4 separate regions of the Homo sapiens genome follow, and all the other regions are linked to region 1. A link is a contact called in ENCODE Hi-C or POLR2A ChIA-PET data. All regions are on one chromosome and are shown on one strand. The core of a region is the stretch at or near the end of the contact, and the rest is flanking DNA. Distances in the headings are between cores, read along the strand shown. Region 1 has its middle 230 kb from the start of LINC02227. Region 2 overlaps EBF1 (EBF transcription factor 1). Region 3 overlaps EBF1 (EBF transcription factor 1). Region 4 overlaps EBF1 (EBF transcription factor 1).

What was found. Hi-C counts contacts between places; a loop is a spot of excess contacts on that map. ChIA-PET counts read pairs that join two places held with the same protein, here RNA polymerase II (POLR2A). Pooled maps may share reads with other maps.
Region 2: a loop to region 1 is called in a map of OCI-LY7, with 5 times the contacts of the local background. The contact joins two enhancer-like sites. A Hi-C loop is called at or near these places in 1 of 168 maps with a recorded cell type or tissue (OCI-LY7), 2 of 37 single-sample maps with no recorded cell type and 4 of 50 pooled maps.
Region 3: a loop to region 1 is called in a map with no recorded cell type, with 2.9 times the contacts of the local background. The contact joins two enhancer-like sites. A Hi-C loop is called at or near these places in 2 of 37 single-sample maps with no recorded cell type and 3 of 50 pooled maps. POLR2A ChIA-PET finds 5 or more read pairs at or near these places in 1 of 52 experiments (activated B cell).
Region 4: a pooled map shows a loop between it and region 1 (4-fold over the local background). The contact joins two enhancer-like sites. A Hi-C loop is called at or near these places in 1 of 37 single-sample maps with no recorded cell type and 9 of 50 pooled maps.

What each region holds. Positions count from the first base shown.
Region 1 is chr5:158,172,525-158,177,946 of GRCh38, forward strand. No RefSeq gene overlaps it. Among named protein-coding and RNA genes, the nearest start is that of LINC02227, 230 kb to the right of the region's middle. Within about 2 kb of position 2,572, at least 6 of the 41 ENCODE cell types and tissues checked have a DNase peak (open chromatin) inside an H3K27ac peak, as active enhancers do; they include OCI-LY7, where a contact is called at or near this core.
Region 2 is chr5:158,950,761-158,956,182 of GRCh38, forward strand. All of the region lies in intron 6 of EBF1 (EBF transcription factor 1), which reads right to left. Among named protein-coding and RNA genes, the nearest start is that of EBF1, 150 kb to the right of the region's middle. RefSeq lists enhancers at 1,137-1,794, 3,467-3,596. Within about 2 kb of position 3,316, at least 5 of the 41 ENCODE cell types and tissues checked have a DNase peak (open chromatin) inside an H3K27ac peak, as active enhancers do; they include OCI-LY7, where a contact is called at or near this core.
Region 3 is chr5:158,908,029-158,913,450 of GRCh38, forward strand. The region is part of intron 6 of EBF1 (EBF transcription factor 1); the gene reads right to left. Among named protein-coding and RNA genes, the nearest start is that of EBF1, 190 kb to the right of the region's middle. Within about 2 kb of position 3,288, at least 2 of the 41 ENCODE cell types and tissues checked have a DNase peak (open chromatin) inside an H3K27ac peak, as active enhancers do.
Region 4 is chr5:158,749,464-158,754,885 of GRCh38, forward strand. The region is part of intron 10 of EBF1 (EBF transcription factor 1); the gene reads right to left. Among named protein-coding and RNA genes, the nearest start is that of LINC02227, 340 kb to the left of the region's middle. RefSeq lists a silencer at 2,984-3,103. Within about 2 kb of position 3,033, at least 2 of the 41 ENCODE cell types and tissues checked have a DNase peak (open chromatin) inside an H3K27ac peak, as active enhancers do.

The sequences.
Region 1 (5,422 bases), core at 1,322-3,821:
ATTAATAATACCAATAATAGCACGAGTAACTATGATCTTGTTTAACTCTTACAAATATGAGAAAGGTACTGTTATTCTCCCTACTTTTCTGATGGGAATACTGAGGTTTAGAGGAGTTAAGTAACTTGTCTGAGGTCACACAGCTAGAAGGCAGTGGGACTGAGATTTGAACCTAGATATGATCATCTCTAGAGCTGAGTTCTTAACCAGTTCTCCCATTCTTCCATAGCCATTCACATGGAGCTTTTTCCTCCAGGTGATAAACACCTACCTCAAATGTTCCCTAGAAGCTGGTCTAGGTGAAACTGCCAAGACGGATGAGTAGAAGGGAGTTGGAGATTTCAAGCTGAGTTGGAGCAGAAGAACCTGAACCCATGTCTTTGCCTCTATATGGAGTTAAGAGGCAAATGTATTCAACGTTTCAAAGTATCTCTTCCTGAACAACCCCATGAGTCAGACACATACAAGTGTTGTGGCATGTTGGACAGCCTCTGAGAAATGGTACTTCTTTTCTTGTAGCTGACCTTTTCTGGGGCCTGTGAGCCAGCTGACCTTTGCATATCCCCTCACCTGCAATGGCTAAGGGATAACTCTTTAGTAACCACTCTTTGCCTGTCACTTGCATCAAGTAAATGGAAGTTGCCAAGGTTCAGCCGTGATCCAGAGCCTGAGTCTCACTAGCTGACATTAGGGTGAAAAGTGCATATGGAGAAATACCAGTAAGAACTTCAGTGGGACTGAAACTATGGATCATATGTAATGGGGAGTTGGGCCTTCTGGGTCATAACGGTGCAAAGAAGAGGCCTTTTCTGAAAGCCCTTGGAGCAGGTCACATATATATTCAGACATCCAGAACATCAGCATGTCCCTTAACCTAGTTTTCTCATTTAAGTTCAAGAAAGAAACCTGATTCCTGCTCAAGGCTCTTATTGCAAAATCTTAGAACTGGAAGGGACTTCGGAGATGACCTAACCCGACAAATATATAATATTCATCTTTCTACTGTCCAATCCTGTGCCCATAGCAATGGCAGCCATTGCTAATGGATGACAGTGTTCTCTCTGGAAAGGCCTAAATGCAGCCTCAGAACCCTTTAATGCCTAGTGATCCAAGCAACAGTGGAGTTGACCACCAACTCCAACCAGGACCTTCAACGTTTAGCTTCGCTCTCTTCACATGCTTCCTTCTTGGGTCTGTAGGATGAGGGACTTGGGGAATCTCGCATGGGCAATACAAGAATTTCTGTCTTCATTTGATGTTACCAGGAGCAACTGGAGATCTTGGGAAAAAGCAAATAGGTCAGGAGATATGAAGTTAGGGTCTAGTCTTGGTATTGCCACAAAGGAGCTGAGGGATCATAGGCAAGACACAAGCTCTCTGGACCTCAGTTTTCCTCATCTGTAAAATGAAGGGCTTGAGAGGACTACACAATGGCCCTGGGCCTTCTTTCAGAAGTGTGGCCTTGGGATGTTTTTGGTATGTTGAGATATATAGTGCTGATAGATGTTCCCTGCTCCTGAGAGGCAGGGTCTATGTTGTGCACATGCCCTACTCCAGCAAGGGCAAGCATGGGACCATCCCGCTGCCCCTCCATACTCCCATGCCTGTAGCAGACATTGACAGTCATTCACAGCACTCTTTTCTGCCCCATATGGATTTGATCTTAGAATCCTTCTCACTCTCTTTGGCAAGGGGTCTGAGCAGCCACCACCAACTGATCAGAGTTTGCAAGAGAAAAGAAAACCATCTGCCATCTGTTATGGGCTGAATTGTGTTCTTCCAGAAGTTGATGTTGAAGTCATAAACCCCCACTATCTCAGAATGCGGGCATATTTGGAGATAGGGTCTTTACAGAAGGAAAGACGAAACCGTGATAGAAAAAGGAAAGAGAAAGAAAGATTGCCACTTAACTCCAGATGGAGCCTAAGCCATCCTCTAGACTGCTTTGGGAAATTCTATTTTGTTTTGCTTTGGAAAAAATCACCTGAAGGCTGGGCGCGGTGGCTCACGCCTGTAATCCCAGCACTTTGGGAGGCTGAGGCGGGCGGATCACAAGGTCAGGAGATCGAGACCATCCTGGCTAACACGGTGAAACCCCATCTGTACTAAAAAAATACAAAAAACTTAGCCATGTGTGTGGCGGGTGCCTGTAGTCCCAGCTACTTGGGAGGCTGAGGCAGGAGAATGGCGTGAACCTGGGAGGCGGAGCTTGTGGTGAGCCGAGATGGTGCCACTGCACTCCAGCCTGGGCGACAAAGCGAGACTCCGTCTCAAAAAAAAAAAAAAAAAAAAAAAAAAGTCACCTTAAGTCCCAAGCATCAGACGCAGACTGTTGGCTCACCTAGAACGTTCTAGCTTTTTCTAGGAACTAAGGCCACAGATGGAAACAAAATCAGGCACTGGAGAAATAGGGGTGATTGGAAGACACTTAAATCTTCAACAAGGCTAAAGGGTTAAATCACATTTTTTCAGACCTGTTGGGGTTTGACTGGCTGAGACTTAAAAAGAGAAGCTGGGAACCAGGGAGCCTGCAGCTGGGAAAGTTTTTCTTCTCGCCTCTCAGCTAAGGGTCTGGCATTTCACCTGCTAGATGGCGCTGTCCTCTAAGGAAAGGCACCAGCTCAGCTTGAATGGGGGCTCAGTCAAGGAAACAGGGAACAACTAAAGTTGAAAAGAATTGATGGGCGGGAGTAGAGGGGATGGAGGCAGCCCTTTCCCCAGCAGCAACATCTCCTTCTGTGGTAGTGGCTCTTGTTCTCTTTATAGCTTTTATTTTGCAGTGTGGGAGTTTTGTATACTTCATCTGAAAAGTTACAGGGCCTTTGCTCTGAAGGAAAGTGAATAAGAAAATGAGCATGTGTGTGTGTGTGCGCACGTGTGTGTTTTGTGTATTATTGTCAGGAGGCAGGGATGGTCATGGAGGTCCCACCCCAAGGCTGCAACCTACAAATGACACGTCTCAGCCCTGGTCTTTGGCCTTGACTTACACCAGATCAGTGGGAAAAAGAAACAGTAAGTCCTTTCTCTATCCTGCCTGTAGAACCAGATGCCTGGGACTCTTGGTGGCTTTGCTCTGAAACCTTCTAGCTCAGCTCCATTTAGGGGCAAACTGCATGTAGGCACTGAGACCTCCGTTTCCGTGCAATTTTATTGTTAGACTGACAGGCTGGCTCCTGGTCTGCATGTGAAATCAGGGACACAGCCTGCAACTACTCCCACTCTATCAGCAGCCAGAAAGAAGGAAAACAAAGATAAGGGGAGGGGTGATGGGGGGATGGAAACCAGGAGGGGACCCATGAGGGAGGGGAGGGAGGAGCAGAGAGAGGAGACAAGGGACAAAGAACAGAGGTGAAAGATGAAGGGTGTGGGGAAGGGAGAGTGGGGCAAGGATGACCAGGTGTCCAGAAAGGAAGAAAAGGGCAATGGGGAGAGGCCACTGGGAAGCAGAGAGGCCGGCAGGCTGGCAGAAGTGGGAAGAAGACACAAGTGAAGGGAGGGGAGGGAGGCTTCCTTAAGCAAACAGGAAGACAGGAGGAAGGGAAGTCTAGTAATTAGGGAAAAGCTGACCAAAACCCAGAAAGGAGGAGAAGACTACTACAGTAAGGAAGCTGCAGAAAAGCCAGGCAGGAGATAGAGACAAGGAAGCTTTGAGGCAGGAGGCTCTGGAAACAAGGGAGGCAGAGAGCAGAGCTGAGCTAAGAAAGGAAAAAATCCAGGAGAGGGAACCAGGAAAACAACACAAATGAGAGTGAAGGAACAGGGAAAGAGCCATTAAAAGAATGCTTACCTTATAGTCGTAAAAACTGGAATGTGTGTGTTTTGGCCTGCGGCCATTGTCCAGGAAACACAGTGTGGCTTTTAAGCAAGTTGTGGAGTGGCGGCATCCACATGTTAGTAGCTCGCCCTGGTCTGCTGCTTTGCAATGCAGCTGTGCGGAGCTGCCCTCTTGTTGGCTGGCAGCCTGGTGCTGGGGACATCTGATGGGGTCTGCTGTTTGGACAGAGGGGCATGCCTGCTCCATTTATGGTGCTCCAAGTTCAGGCATCAACATCTTTTCCAGGACAAGAGTTGAGATGTGGTCCCTTTGAGGATGTTTCTCGGAGGGACTGTGGTTGAGGTTCTCAGAGGGCAGAGGGGGAGACATGGTTAAAGGCCATAGAGGGTGGAGATTTAGGGAACGGCCTCTGGAGTCTGATGGCCACCATTCAGTTCCTCGTTTTATCAATTCACTGCATAAACTAGCTCATGTCACTTCATCTCTCTAGACCTCTCTGGGCCTCAGCAACTCATCTGTAAAATGGGGTCGCAATCATACCTGTCTCATAGGGTTCTGTCTGGTAAGGCTTAACTGAGATGATCATGTGTCTATCAGAGTGGCTAGCTCATATTAATGCTCACTCAATGTTAGTATGCTTATTGCTGTTAGTGTGATGTTAGCATATTAAATGTTAGTAGGATTCTGTGTATGATCATTAAGGACTATATAACTGTATGGGTGTCTGTGTGTGTGTTCTGGGGGACTGGTCCTTAATGCAGACTAAGGGGCTTAGATTTGAGGATATTTTATCATGAGAATTATCTGTGCAAAGCATTGTTTGGGAAAATAAATCCAGTGGTGACACATGGGCTTCTCTGGGGAGCAGGGAGACCATTTTGGTGACCAGAGCATGCATGAGAGAATGGGGTCCTGAACTAGGGGACATGGGTGCTAAAAAAGATTTAAAGGGCATTTTGAGAGACACCCCAAATCCAAAGAACTTTATGATTGGATGGGTAGGTGGTAGGAGAGGGAAATTTGACTCCAAGGTTTTGAGACCAAGAACAGGAGTAAGAGGGAGCTCTCAAGCTAAGAATGATTTTTACACTTTCAAAGGATTGAAATAAGCCAAAAACAGAAACAAAGGTATATGGCAGAACTGGTATGTGGTCTGCAAAACCTAAACTATTTACTATTCAGCCATTTACCAAGTTACCTCACCCCTGGTCTGGCCCAGGGACTCAAAAGACTCTGCCCCAGAAACAGAGAAGTCTGGAGGGATTTTTGACAGAGTGTCCCCCAGAAAATCAGAGTGATGGGACTAGCGCTGGAGCAGGATTGTACGAAGAATACATCAGTTTAAGAGTCACCTATTCATCCAACAAATAGTTTTTCAGTGTGAGCTGGGGAGATAGATCCGCTGTGACTTCTGGCTACTTGTGATGCCGGCCAAGTTATCAACCTCTGTAGGTCTTGGTTTCCCCACTTGTAAAATCAAGATAATAACAATGCTTACCTCCTGGATTTTTTTTTTCCTGTGGGGGGAGGAGGACTAAGTGCAATATGACATGTAAAGCATTTAAACAGTGGCTGTCACACACCTGCAATAAACATGAGCTTTTACTATTATGGAGGACCTAGAAGCCCAGAACTAGAAATAAACAT
Region 2 (5,422 bases), core at 2,066-4,565, 780 kb after region 1:
TGGAGTTTGTCCAAAAGTCATCCTTCCCTGTTCACTCTAACCCATAGTCACTCCTACCTCAAATCTCTATTCCAAAGTAGGAAACTTCCAGGCAGGTGAGGTATTCAAATGAAAAATGCAAGCCCGGGCTACTTAGCTCTGGCCAATTGTTGCCATGTGGGATGGCTGGCAGCCCATGTTGGTAGACCTTCTGACTTTTCAAGAGAAGATGGAAAGTCAGATTTCTATATAAATCTCCCAATTTTTCAATATTAACTCCAACTTAGAATGAAAAAAGTTCAAGCCAAGTAAAATGCATCTGACTCTGGGTTGGTCTGAACGCATGGTTTGCCACTTTGCAATCCCTGAACTCTCTAATTCATGTGGCACTAAATCATACATTACTTTTGCATTATTTCACTTTTCACTTTGCAAGCTGTGACTTCCAAATTGACTATAAACACTTTTGACCCTGACACACTTTTGGCTGGGTGGGCCTGTGATGCCATGCGTTTACTAAACAGTGGCTCTATTATATATTGCCATGTTGAACAATGGCTACAGGCAGATGTAGCATTTCCCAAATGAGAGAAGGCAATGGCAAAAGAGGGAACTTGGCGTCAACTTGAGTGAATGCCCCTCCTTCTCTACTCCATTCTTTTTTTCCTGGCAGGTGCACGTTCACAATGGTGATTTCTCATTTAATTGCTAAGTATTTCCACAGCACAGTAAAATCCATCATGAACCAGACACGGAGTATGCTAATTCCCCAATCTCTGATAATGCACAGATTCAATGGGGTCTTCTTCCCGCCAATGTGCATTCATAAATGCCATTAATAGTAATGGCAGTCAAATGCAAAATATGACTAAGTAGGCCCTAGTGCATGAAATATATTCTCAACCACAAGGACAAGCTGCCACACAGCTCACTGCCTTGTACTAAATTAGGGGCTGGTGATTCTCTGATTGGGACCAAGAGGGTGATAATGACAAATAAAAAGAAAAAAAGCCAGTCCTCTTCTCTGCTTATCCACTACGAAGAGTATCCCTGACTTACAGGTCAGAGACAATGAGGAGCTTTCAGGCTTGGAAACAGAGACAGGACACAGAAAGATGCAAACTCGCTGTCTTGCAGGGAATTAGTGAAACACAGCTAAGCCAGTTCAACACTGTGCCCTTTAGTCATCCCACCCACTAAAAGACACTGTTAAAAACCCGCCAGCTTTTATTAGCAGAAACAAATGAAGTCGACTACCGAGCACTCAGGAGTTTTTCATCCTGAAAGTCCAGGATGGCTTTGGCATAATAAAGGTCATATCTCCTAACCACGGTAATGTTCACAGAGCAACCTGAGCTCCAGGCAGGGCCAGGCCGGCCTCTCAGTATTCCCCCTGTAGAAGGTGTTGCCGATTAAACTATCACATTTCAAAGAGCTCCTTACAGTAAATAGGAAAGAAAGGAAAAAAGAGATCCAGGGCCTTTTGTTAGTCAAAAAGCTAGGGAAAGGCGATAATTAACCCATTTTTGTAGAGAAATCATTTGGACAAAAGTCAAGGGATTTACCACCCTGTCAATTGTTAAGTCTAGATAAGGACATTATATTCCACGGCACAAAGGGTGACTGAGATGGTGAATGGAAAGTAGGCCACTACTACTACTTTACCTCGCATCTGAAAAAGGACTTTTTTTTTGTCCTCCTGGTACAGTGATGGACTAAAGAATCTTCTCCCCCTTGCACTAAAAACATAACTTCAGAGCCTGGTTTTTGCATTTTGTTAAATATTCAAAGGTATTGTGCAATTAGCATGTCATTAATGAATAATTAATTACAGCTAAAGCAGCCCTCAGATTTTTGCAGCTAAATTATTTAAACAGCAAATATAACAATACAATGCAATGCTCTCATTTGGTGTTTTGTTATTGCATTATTTGAAGGGAACAGCAATATTACTTTTCATTAGTTGCAAGAATTATGTGCAACAAAAGCTGTTTTCATTTTTTTTCTTACCTAAAAGTTGCTTCGTGTGCCCTAAAAGGGAAAATTAATTCAATTCAGATTAGATTTCCTAAGAATTAATTAGCTGCAAATATCTGAAAACTGCGGCTAGGGACATAAGGCTTAGGTATCTGAACTTAAAAGAAAAAAGTAAGCCTATTTAAACCTGTCCTTTAAAACAACTTCTGCACCAAAGTACCTTTTTTTTAGATATTTGGTTACCACTTTTAAAAGAGGAAACTTGTTTAAAAATCCTTTTTTTTTTTTAAGCAAGTGAGCATTACAAAGCTCCCCCTAGTAAACAGTCAAGAGTTAAATAGAAAGTAATTTGTTGCTACTTGCAGACATACATCACTAGTAAGACATGAGTTTATATTTATAAGCTGCACATCTGGGATCAGTTGACTTATCCATCTGCTAACTACACCAGTAAACAGTATGTCTGGGACCGTCAAACCCTTGCATCCATCACAAATTCCTGCTTTAATTGTGTGTTTACGTGGCAAACCTCTGCTTAAGTATATTTGAAGACTGTTTTAAGCAGTTGTAATTGCTCCTTTCTTCTTCATATTAACTTTAACACATTTTATTTACCATTATGACAGGCCGCGATTTTGCAAGCCTCATAGATAGATAAATGCCAGAGATCATCATGCTACCCAGGAAAAGGCAGCAGAGGGACAGAAACCGGAGCTGTAACCTGTCCAGTCCGGAGAGTTTGGGCCTCTTTCACAAAATCCAATGACTTGAGTCACAAGTTCAAATCTCAGTAAGGCCAGTTTAATCCTCCACTGTCTTGAACTCAGAAAGTTGACAATCATACACTTTCTTTTTGAGAAAGGAGCAGAAGAGAGGGAAGGGAAGATTTAGGGGGAAGAGGCAAATCACAGTTTGGAAAGATAAAATGGTGCCAGGAGTTTTCCATCTTTTTCCTTAATTAATCTGCTGTGTAGGAGAGGTGCATGAAAGCTTGAGAGATTTGTAAGGGTAGAGATTTTTCAAGCCAGTGGCAGAGGGCTGGAAGTTCTCAGGAGCCCCAGAATCAAAGAGGAGTATAGCCTGTGACTTGACTTAATTTTTAACCCTGGTTTTATAATTGAGTTTCATAAGCAAGCTGAAAACACAGGCTCAGAAATGAATGAATTCAGAAGAAATAAAAGGCTACCTTCCATAATTAGGGGAAAAATATGCACCATTCTCTGCACAAAAGCGGGGATTTTACTGTATTTTTCCCAATCTGCCTTTCACATTTATATGAATAGCAAGATGTCAGATTTCACACAATGTTGTTAAACCTTTTCTCAGGTTTAGGGAACTGAAAGTCGTATGTGCCTGTGTAATATTGTGCTGATGCAAATAGTTAAACTTTTCTACACGATTAACCATCATTTTCTCAGAGTATTCTGTTCACAGCTTTCTTCCAGTTTCCTGATACATGTTGAGATCTATGCCCGTGCGGCTGATGGGGTGGCGTGGAGGTTGTAAACTGAAGACCCACCGCGAAGCTAAAGAGTCACTCTGACGCAATCTAGTTAAATGACAGTATGGCAGTAGGCCGTTTACCCAGGCCAAGGAAGCTGTGGCTTGTCAAAGACATTAAAATCCAAATGTGCCAGCAACGGTGCCAAATGTACTCTAGGCCTTGCAAACACATAATCCAGACAAACTGAATTAAATTGCAACCAGTTTATAATTAATTTGCTTTTGAAAGTTGTGCCATGAGAATAAATGTGCCAACAATTATTTGCAATGAATTGTTCTTAGGGTGCCCCCAACTTAATAATGCCTCTGTAAGCAAGAGAGGGTTTGGTATTGGTTACTTGTATTGGCATTGGCTTCTAACCTAATGAGGGGGTACGGAGAATTTAGAGACAGATTCCAGGAACCTTAACCTTTCTGTCAACCTAATGGAGTCTGTTACCAATGCGGTCAGTAGCGTGGCCCTGTGGCCTCCCTGACCTCAGATGCCAGCCTCACTCTGCCCAAGATGCTAAGATTAGAAACATATTTATCTCGCTGAGGCACTGCCTTTCTGGACACCATTTTGTAAGCACAAATATTCACGGGAAAGGTAAAAACAGTAAGAGACTAAGGCACTAATGCTTCATGTGAATTCATTTCTCATACCATTTTTCTCTAGGACTTACGGAGCCAAGCAAAGTGTGAGCCCTGAGTACATATGAACAAAAAACTAAAATAATGTAAAAAGAAGAAATAATCCTGAAACTTAACATGGAGTGTTATGTGCCAAGCATTTTTTTTCCCCACCAATCCTCAGGGGAAAAAAATTACAGAGAAGTAATTGGGCCGGGCGCAGTGGCTCACGCCTGTAATCCCAGCACTTTGGGAGGCCGAGGAGGGCGGATCACGAGGTCAGGAGTTCAAGACCAGCCTGGCCAACATGGTGAAACCCCATCTCTACTAAAAATACAAAAATCAGCCGGGAGTGGTGGCGGGCACCTGTAATCCCAGCTACTTGGGAGTCTGAGGCAAGAGAATCGCTTGAATCCGGGAGGCAGGGGTTGTAGTGAGCCGAGATTGCACCACTGCACTCCAGAATGGGCAACAAGAGCGAAACTCCATCTAAAAAAAAAAGAGAGAGAGAGAGAAGTAATTGCAGAGTAGATGTATATTAGAGGCCTCAGGACTTAGAGCTAAAAAACAGCAGACGCAGGATTCAAACTGAGGGCTAACTCAGCAGCCTGGGACCTCCACCTTCTGCTTTTCATATCAACAATGGCCATATCTCACTGCTCCTCTCTTTCCAGAGCACAGGGGCCAGAGTGAGACCTGGAATGTGACTGACTTTTAGACCAGAGCTGGACATCAAAATGAATTCCATCCCATTCTTAATTGTCACTTTGGAAGACTGCTTGAGAGCATTTGCAGCTCTTCTTGGAAATCCAGGCAGAATGTTTTGAGTTCATCTCAATATAGTAGTTCCCTTACAGGGACGCATCATTTCTGATCTAAAATGATCTTTAATCGACTGATGTTTTACACCAGCCTCGTTATCAAATTACTGCTGGCTGTTTCCGAAACTCAGATCAACCCTCAAAGAGTAGAAGTGTGCTACCATTGAGGGGAGTCACAAGAAGATGCTGCAGGTTCAGCCAGCAGCTGAAAGGAAGAGTAGCAAAGAGTTGCTTAGCAATGGCTTACCAAAGGAGGAGTACCTGCAGGCCATTGCTTTGTTTATGCAACAAATACTTATTTCTTACAGTTGTTACTTATTTGTTACAAGCTCCTGCTTGAATATGCCAGATACTGCATTAATTAAATAAATATAAATGTGTGTGTGTGTGTGTGTGTGTGTGTGTGTGTGTGTGTGTGTGTGTGTCTTTCAGATTTAGAAATTTGCCCAAGGTCACAAAGCTAATAAATGGCAAAGGCAAGATTTGAACCCATGTCAAACTCCAGCAACACACTCCAGTCCACAGTCTTG
Region 3 (5,422 bases), core at 2,038-4,537, 740 kb after region 1:
CAACACCCCACCACCGAGTTTTGGCAGACAAAAATTACTGAGCTGGAGTTTGGCAACTGATGAGCAAGGCATAAATCCTGAAAAGACTTGTCAGTCGAAAGAAACTTTGTGGCTCCTCTCACTATATCCTCATCTTTACTTAAAATACACAGTACCTGCTGTGCTTGACAATTATTTCCCAAACTGTTGGGGAGGGTGTACACACCCATACATGCATTTTTTATCTTTGTGCACAAACTAAATATCTTTGTATACCTTGTCCACATCATCTCTATGTATGTCTACATAGATTTGCACATATCTTTGTTCACAAAAGGTATTGCCACAGATAAATTAACTTAACATGATATCTTGGCTGAGGGGTGTCAATAAGTTGTTATAATTTTTGTTTGTGCTAACAAATCCCTAGGTAAACCCTCATCTTTTTCCTTTCCCATCTTAGCAAGCTCCTTTGCAAGCAAGGCTCCCATTAACTCCAATCAAGCTTTTTTTCCAGGCCCCTTAAATTAACCACTCTAGGTTTTAGAATAAGGAAACAGCCTCGTCACAATGCATCATGTATTCTGATCAAGTGTGTATTGTTACTTCCACCCTGACAGTTCCCAACCTCATTTTAAATATGGCCAAGAGGCCTCAAGAAATGTAGATTTATAATGGAGGAGATGCGTTTGCACCTCCAAACACAAATTATGTTAATTGGGTGTTCCAACTGGAGCCAGGAAGAGGTGGCGTGATTATTCTCTGGAAACCTCGGTGATTGGCAGCCAACTCATACTGAGAACCAGGACGGGTTGGCTCTTTGGAGCCATGCAGAGCACATGCCTTCCTCCCCTTGAATAAAGGCTGCTCCACACTCTACCTGTCCAGCCGGGCTGTGGTCAAGCTGCTCCGCTTGCCATGCATCAATGCCACTTTGTTCAGACCGACTGGCTCTCAACAGTGCCCCTCCTGCCGTCTGTATTATTTAAAGGAGATTTATGGTTGGGTGTCTTGTGTTGTGAAACACAAGCTGTGACCCCCGGGCTGGGAAGCCAGCAGGGAAAAACATTAATATAACGGCACATGGGAAAATGAAACTCATGGGCAGCAGAAAAAAAAAAAAGAAAACAGAAAGAAAAAGAAAGAAAGAACAGAAATGTGAGATGTGAAATGCACGAAGGTGTTACAAACTGCACTGAGTGTTTGCATTCCTTCTCTGGTGGAACGGCAACATATACTCAGGTTAGGATGGTGGTGCTGGTGGTTTTTGTTGGTTTGTCTGTTTGGATTTTGGTGGGGGTTTTTTGGAGAGGGGTTCTGTTTGGCTGGTTTGGTTTGGTTTGGTTTAGAAGACACAGAAACAAATGCCAAACAATAAGGGCTTATGTTTAAAAATAACCCATGTTAACTAGAGGACCAAGAACCCTGGTCGCATATTAAAGAGGACCAGATAATTGTGTCACCATTAGGATCATTTGAAGTTATACATACTTAATTAAGGGGAATCAAAACTCATGCTGCCAGGCATGACTGATCATTGGTTGGCTCAGGAAGAATTTACCCCTCTTCTAACAGAACACTCTCCAAGACAGGGGCACTGGCCATTATGAGAGTTCTTACAGTTACAGATCAGGTCAAGAAGGAGGGGAGGCCGGGTGCGGTGGCTGACACCTGTAATCCCAGCACTTTGGGAGGCCGAGGCGGGAGGATCACAAGGTCAGGAGATCGAGACCATCCTGGCCAACATAGTAAAACCCTGTCTCTACTAAACATACAAAAATTAGCTGGACGTGGTGGCACAGGCCTTTAATCCCAGCTATTCAGGAGGCTGAGGCAGGAGAATCACTCGAACCAGGGAGGCAGAGGTTGAACCAGGGAAGCAGAGGTTGCAGTGAGCCGAGATTGCACCACTGCACTCCAGCCTGGTGACAGAACGAGACTCTGTCTATAAAAAAAAAAAAAAAAAAAAAAAAAAAAAATGCAGGGGAAAGAACAGAGCTGGAACTAGAAGAGCAGATTTTAGCATTTTTAATACAATCAGATGTATTATTTCCTAATTTCCCAACTGCATACATTTGAAATGAAGAGACATTGTCATCCTCATTGAGCTATGGAATTTGTCTGACATTTTTGTTACTGACTCCAATGCTAGCCAAAAATGATTTATTTGTCCTCTGGTCCTCAGTGTCCCAATCTGTAAAATGGAAACTCACTGTTCCTATCAGAAACAGGGTGGCCACCCACCAAGCTGTGGTTCTTCCAAGGATGAAAAAGATGGTACCAGAATCAAATTATTAAAATGCCCTTCTCACAAAAGCATAACTTTCTGTTAATATTTCCCTTAGAGAAAGGCACATTCAATTTCCATTAATGGTACTTAGAAATTCGTGGAAGTAAACCAGCATATGGATATGCTGAAGAAGGTGGGTCACCATTAAATCCTAAACACACCTCTATCTTTGAAAATGTTTCAGAGAACTGTGAGATTCAATTACTTTGGTGAAATTAGATCCTATACTAAAGAACCAGTATGTTGAATCTCTGTAGCAAAGATGATTTTTTTAAACTACATATTTTATGTAGATGTGATTTTCTTTGCTCAATAAAAAATTAATTGATGTATGCCCTCAGACTAATCTCAGAAATACCTAGTAATTTTTTCCCCAATCTTTAAGTATTTCTCAGAACAAATAGGTTTTATGGTTTATGGAAAAACCTGGAGATTGTGAGCCCTGTCTTCTCCAGATGTACACAATAATTGGTGCAGGATCTTGGAAAGTATTAGGACACCCCTTAAACAAAGGCTGGCTGAAGCCTGTTGCAGTGATTCAATAGGAAATTATAAAGTCCAGTTTGTGGCCCCAAAGGGAAACACTGCTGTCCTTGAGTAGTCCACAAAACTCTATTTCCAATTAGCACCTGCTGATTCAGTGTTTCACATTCACAAGAAAAATAAATCCCCTATATTTTAAAGCAGTGTGTGTATGCCTTGCAGGGGAGCAAGGCAGTCAGGGGAGAGTACCGAGAGCCCAGCAGAGAGAATTTCCTTCCCCATGTACCATAGTCTCCTTTCTATCTCTTCAGTCATGGAACACACTTCTGAAATTGCAGCAGCTACTAGAAAACTTCCCTCAACGAGTCGCCTATCTGAACAGGGAACCTCTGCAAATCTCCTTCCTTTCATGAAATCGCTGAATACTAAAACTAAATGTAACACCCATTTTGTACAAAATGCTTAGACCTTCTTCAGCGTACTCTTTCAACATTCAAGGCTTGCTCATTTACCTCTGTGAGCTTTATGACTAACTCAGTATCACTAACTACAGCTGTCAGCCCTCAGAGGTCAGAGACATGACTGTTTACTTCTATCACTAACCAGCCTGGCTGGTTACAGCTAGCTACACTAGCTACAAAGAGACAATTAACAAAAAATGTCTCATGAGGATAGAGGGGTTTTTTTTTAGTTTTGTTTTGTTTTTAATCATCTATCATCCTCAGGGTGGAGAGGGGAAGAAATGAAGACCCATTTTTCTTTTCCATCTCATCTAAAGCCAAGCTATAATCCATTACCACTGCAAACAGACAACAGGGCATTTTCTGCTACGACAGCATACAGTAGGAACAAATCATAACATAATAATCATCATCTCTTAAAAGCCTTACTCACCCCATTTCACCTTGCCCTGGAATGGGATTCCTTGAGTAGGAGAGTATACCCACCACTCCTGTTATGATCCTTGGCTAGAACCACTGTGAGCTGAGAATCTCAGCACCCACTCCACATGCCCTACTTGGCAGCTAAAATGTAACTATTAAGTCACACTAACATTAGATTAGATGATGCTGTCATCCCATTGTTATCCAATTTATTCTTCTCTGACATGGTATGAAGTGGTTCTGCATCAATAATGATTCATAAATACAGCCATACCTGATCTCTATCACCATTTCCATGTGCTTTCACAGACAAGAAACTGCTCTCTCTTCCATTTCTCCAAGTTCATTTCTTTAGTGGGTGAGTAATGACAGTTTCACCTCCAGAGTCTATTTAACTATAAAGAACATTCACAGAATGACCTAGATATTTGGTTGATAAGCACCTGCTATTGACTCAGGGCTCATCTAAGTAGTGTGGGCTGCACATGTCTTAGGAGAGTAAGGGCCCTTCCTCATGGATCCTCCTGGTGGACACAAAGATTCCCATTTCTGCACAAACATTGCAAATTTCACATAGCCATTAGTTTCACCTACGGATCCCAGGGACTTACCCACCAAAGTTCAAGTTCCAGAATGTAGTGGATGCTTAGAATTCCTATAATCCAGAGCTTTGCCCAATTTAAAATGGAGTGATATGCATAGGTGCAGTCTTGAACTACTTTCTAATTACTTCTTGTGCAAGCCTCTTAATTCCTAAGAGTACTGTATCTTGGAGAGCACTTAACATACGGTGTACCCGTCCCTTCTAAATTTGCTGGATCATAAAAATCACCTGAGAATATTTAAGAATACAGATTCTCAAGCCTCACCCCAGGCCTACTGAACTAGAATCCCTTGGTACAAGGGCCTGGAGATGTGTATTTTAACTACTCTCAGGCGATTCTGACGAACAGGAGAATTTGGAAAACAGATGGGTCTCAGAGGATCTTCACAACAACTCCATGAAGAAGATAGGGCAAATGTTAGCTCCACTTTGCAGATATAATAAATGGGGCTCAGAGAGGTTAGTTCCCTCCACTATGCCTAATTCCACCTCATTAGCTCTGTGCCATGTTTTATACATCACTTGTATTCCTGTCCTTCCTACTCTCTATCAGCCTCAAGAAAAAAAAAGATGTAGCACATGAAAAAGGTTCTAGTAGTTATTCTTGCAGGTAGTATAGATGCTGACCGCAAAGGCAATTCCTGAGATATTGTCCTCAACATTTCCAGAGGATGCCTGCCTATCCAGGACCACCTTCTATTCCTGGCATCACTTTTGGTGCACATTCTGATATAATCAACATCCATTCAAGAGGGCCTTTTTCTGCAGAGGAATTCATCACCAGAAATACTGCACATGAGGATATAATATACAAAATATCTGTACAATACAGCTTCTTAAGCAATTATCCTGTACCGCTGGGTCACATTATGCAACTTAATATTTCCCATAACAAAAATAGAGTTCTGGGATTTTTAAAATGCGTATGTTGTTAAGTTTTACTTTAATCATTTGTGGCATTCTTTTATATTACTTTACTATTGCATGTCAAAGTAATCAGTGAAATTAAATTTTTTAAAACTTGCATTGAAAATTAACTCACATCAGAAATAGGATTAAGACCAGGGCTTCATGGTTCTAAAGCTGAACTAAGTGGAGGAAAAGACGTTCCACAGGGGGACATTTCACTTGACTTAACACACGTCAGTGGGCTTGAATGATTTCTGAGAATTTTCCATCAGT
Region 4 (5,422 bases), core at 1,783-4,282, 580 kb after region 1:
TTCCTAACTCACTATATTCCTGGCCTTGAAACTTTGGTGTGGAAGGCACCACCAAATCAGGTCACTTGAGTCTAGGATCAACCACGCTACAGTGAAGTCAACACTTGGTAGAAAACTGTGAAAGTGGGCTCTAGTATACCTCCTAGCAATGCCATTAGTTGTGACATAAGTCAATAAGTTCCTATAGAGTTTAGGATTTGGGGAAAACAGGTAATACTTTTGTATTACACGAGGGAGGTGAATATACACTGAATAATAGCAGTGATGAGTTTCTTTTACACGGCAGGAATATTTTCTTGGCTGTTGGATTTAGCATATCAACAAGGGAGGCTGGACATACCTTTTCTCAGAGTTTCATTAGCCTGCTAGAATATTTAGAGGTCTGGGCAAGGTAAACTAACTCTCCCATGTTTGTGCTGAAGTAGAGGTACAGGTCCCACTCTGAGTATTGAATTATCTTTTCTCATGATGACATCAACATTGAAACTACAGAGAGCCTCTTTTGTAGTCAACAGTATGGGACACTGGATTTTTATCTCCCTTTGGACAATGAGATTGTGGTTAGCATAACACTGGTAAATCTAACATTAATGCTCTGTCAAAAATTGTTTTATGAAGGCTAGAAAGAGGTTGGAGAGAAAGGAGGTGCATCCAGGAATAGATACAAAAACATTGAAAGAGAAACTGAAATCAATTCTGTAAACAGCAGAAGTCAAAGCATCGTAGTTGTCATTAAGCACCTACCATTATAATATTCAAACAATAAGATATTTCCTGAAATATCAGATCAATTCTTAAAGGAGAGCTGTTCCCAGTGGGGTTTACTTGTGGTCCTCTGTCCGACATCCATTAGACAGGGTCCCTGTCTTTAGTAGCATGGGTTCAAACAAATGATAAGAGAGGAAATAGATTCCATTCTCTCTGTTTACTTTATTACTATTGATTTATGAATTCCCTCTGATCTATTTCCTAACTGGGCAGATAATATACATTTAGTACCAAAGGTAATTATCCAAAATGAATCTAGTTTGCAACTGGGTGATAAAAAAGAGAGAGGAGACTGATAGATTAAATACTTATCATTAAAAAGTATGGCTGATTGTATTAATATAGATACAAGAGCTTTAATATTCTCACTTTACGGCTAGATATAATTTCCTAGACTAATTGTGAGTTCATGTGGACACTTGGGCATATTTTATTTCTACTCTATATTTTATAGCATCATTTTATAGTGCAAATAATAAAAGCATTATATGAAAAAATTATTTCAAAAGTTTTTTTTAAAAATCTACCACTTGCAAAAAAAAATCATTTAGGGCATTTAAAAAAAAATCTTCATAAAGGGATAGAACATTTAGTTACCACAAATTACTATGGTTTTTAAAGCATCAAAGTTAGAGAAAAGAGCAAAGATTGTATCATTATACGAGTATAAATAAAACAACTTAAATTTCTAGCAATAGTGAATGGATAAATAAATATAGTAAATCCACACTGTGGGAGATGATGCAGCCTATTAACATGTTTATGAAGAAATTTTAATGCGTGGGAAAATGCTTATTAGGCTATGTGAAAAAAACAGGATATAAAACTGTGTGTGTGTAAACACATATACAGTATAACCACAAATACGAAGAAAATGTTCATATATATTTGTTATGTATAGAAAAATATGAAAGAAATATACAAAAATCTTTTTAGTGGTCAACTCTGGGTGATGGCTATTGGATGATTTGAACTCCTTAAATTCTATCCTGTTTTTCTCTAAATTTTCTAAATTAGCACATATTATTTTTATATCTAAGCACGTATTAGAGAGACGGGCGAATGAACAACTTAGAATGAATGGAAGGTAGGACACATGTTGCGTTTGCCCCTGGCTCATAATGACCTGAGGGCCATCACATGCCAGGGACTCCTTTACTGATGCCTCTTTGGAACCTCTCCACTTACAGGCAGAGTAAGCTGTCTGCAGAATCCTACCAGATGTGTCCAAGCGTCATACACTCAGGGATCATCACACTTTTAAAAGACATACGTAGTTATAGAAATACCAAAGTACTGAGGAAAGAGTACAGTGGAACAGTTAAGAGGATGAATTCTGGAGTCAGACGGTCTGGCCAGGTTCCTCCACTTGAGTAACTCTGGCAAATGCTTAATCTATGTCTCAGTCTCCTTACCTGTTGAATCAGGACAGTCAAGTGCCTTCCCTATAGAGATGTTCAGGGATTCAATGGGCTAAATATTTGTAAAACACTTAGAAGACTACGTTATACAATAAGTACTTATCCATTAAATGAATACATCTTTAAAATTCTGATAATATTGATCAGAATCAACTTACAAATAAAGAAATGGACATGGCCAAAATATTTATAAAACATTTGAGCATTTGTAAGTTGCTGAGGCAAGGGTGCAATTTCAGTTGAGCTTAAGTCGAGACTCAGGATTGTAGTGGTTTTAGATGGTTTTTTTATACTGCCAAAGATCTGTCCATCCATACATTTTTATCTAGAATGATGTTGATGATGCTAAGGTTCAAGGGAATAATTACTATGTGCAGTACTATTTGTAGTGTTTTGTTCCCCACTCTATATTTAGATTCTAACAGAAGATGTGAAACTAAATAGATACTCAATAAAAGTTTACTGAATGAAAACACAAATGAATGACTTCACCACAGCTGCATCAAGTTGTCTAAATATGATTATATTTCCACAAAGGAGCCATTGTTAAATGAACTTTCCCTCTATTAAGAACTAGGATTGAAGTATCAAATTTCTTAGAATCTAAAACTTTTTACTATTATAACTTAGAAACAATTAGATGGCAAGATTAAAAGGGGAAAAAGTATTTATTCCAAAAAAAAAAAAAAAAAAGCACAGCTTAGGACTTGAATATCTTCAAGGATCCATTTCTTAGGAAATCTATAAAGATGCAGAAAGCTTTAGAAATGGAGATACCAAGACAGCAATGGCAGCACCAATAAACAGAAATAGACGGTTCATCTCACTAGTTCTGTGGTTTTCTCCTACCCAGTAGAGCGTGACAAGAGAATGTTAAAGTAACTGAAATCAAGAACAATACTGGAAATAAGAACAGTCTACAATGGCAAATTTTTACTGTAATACATTTCGTTACTGAGTGAGGGAGGAAAACAACTGTTTTTAGATACTGTCCATTGTTTTCTATACATTTCAAAGCTCCTCTTCACACATGTAACTTTCAAACTGACAGTGGTAACTTTCAGCATTTTGTGGAGATCTTGGCTCCAATGCAGCAAATAAGAAGTGAAATGTCCCACGGTTGTAAAATCTTGATAAGTTATCCGTGTCACATTTTTCAAATGTGGAACTGCTCACACCACACAGATAATTATAGATGACCAGATTGTAACTGTTTTATTGCTTCTTTTTCCCCATAAATTTTAATTTTGGAAAGTTAAGTGAAAAATGTGGTTTCAATTTCCTACAAATTGCACACAATTTGGTTTTAACAAGAAAATAGAAAGAAAGGGTATGTTCTTTAAAGTGAATTATGAACTAGAGTTTGTTTTCGCTCGCTCAACACCGCAAAAATAATAAAGCACAAAATTTAGAAAAGATGCCTTACAAAATGGAAATCATGAACTATAGTAAGAAAGCAGAAAGTAATTTTTTTTTATCTAAACATGATTTAAGCAATCTAACAGGATAATATAATTGAGCTAGTCTTTCTCCCTCTGGTGAAGCAAGCTAGAAGGAAAGGATACCGGAGTAGAAGCCGACAATCTTAATACATGTATAACAGGAAATCTGTTAATAAGAAAAGGCTTTGTGTATCTCCATCTTACTCTCTCCACAACTGTCAGCAACAACAAAAGAACTATTAAAAGCAATCAATTTTGAAACCATTTAAACATATACCTAGAAACACAACAAAACACAAGAATTTATAAAGGAACTTTTAGTGGAAAGAAATTCTAGCCCTCTGATGGGTTCTGGCTATAATCTTAGAGTTAGACCAACATGCTTTCTTGATTCAAGGTAGTGGTCTGCTACAACTAGCATAACTAAAGGCAGGAACCCCATGAAGTGTCTCGACCACACCAAAACCACCAGCTGGAAAGCAAATAAGGAAATCAATCAACCAGATATTTTTTCTCCTTTCTGCCAAAAACTTTGAGTGAATGCACTTTTCTTCATTAAATTGACCACTGCTTTCACCTTTTTAGCAATGTAGACTGTTAGGCAAAATAAATTATTCATTATTCAGGCAAAAACTATTTCATCAAAGTTGTTGATCTTCATTGACCAAATTCTCCATGGCCTATGTTACTAAATAGCACCACCATAGCTTTCTCAAATTTCTACTTCCAAAAATGTTTACTTTCAGACAGATTGTGACGACCACAAAACTTACCTGCATGAGTATTCTATAAACAAAGTTGTTGTAGACCAAATGTTAACATGAGTCCCTGGTAAAATGTTGTAGCCCTAGATTTTTTTTTTCTGGCTAAAATATAGTATTTGCTAATTTTTTTTCTAACTAGGGTTTAAAGTTGCAAGTCTAGAGTGCTTCTGACTGTTAGAACATGAGGCTGGCTTATGAAGGTCCAGTTATAAGCTGGGACTTGGCAAACTTGAAGTATTACCCATTGACTAATACTTCTATTAGTCAAAACTGTAAACTTCTGGTCAACTACATATTTTACATATTACTGCATGAAGCTCTAGCAGAAGTTCACCATCCTAAATAGCCTTTAAAGGCTTCACAATTAACAAGAGATGATTTACTCTCTTGAAATATAAAAGCTGACTTTTCCCACCCAAAAGCCAATAAATCTTTGGTGTTGGTGAAAGGCCATTCTCTACCTGTAGCAATCAAGTTATGCAACCCTCAGGCAATGACTTTTCATTGAACTCAGACCTGACTGACCACAGCATTCACAAACATCTCAGTCCCCAGTGCTCAACTGACAGTGCAGCCTGATCGCCACGATGTTGCAATAGAAGGAAAGAATTTCCTAGCAAAATGCTCCAAAGCTTCAATAACATAAGAATCCACACAAGGCCATCTTGAGAAGGAAGCAAGTGATATGGTTTACTCTTAAATCCAGGCTGGAGTATTCTTCATTCATTCATTTATTTATTCTGTCAATAACTTTTCCAAAAGAGCCTCCTCAACCTATGCCACTCACCAGCCTTGATTCCAAATCTATGATATCAGATTGGATTTTTTTCTAGTTAGAAAAAGTATTAGCAAATACTACATTTTGACCAGATCAAAAACACCATCCTGACCTGACAAAGACCCCCAAATATTTGACTCATTGTAATAAGCACCTTATTTTGCTCTAAACAAAAGTATTTAGATGACAATGGATGAATATTGGAAACTCTACTCAATTCAATGCAAACAATTTTAATTGCAAGGAATT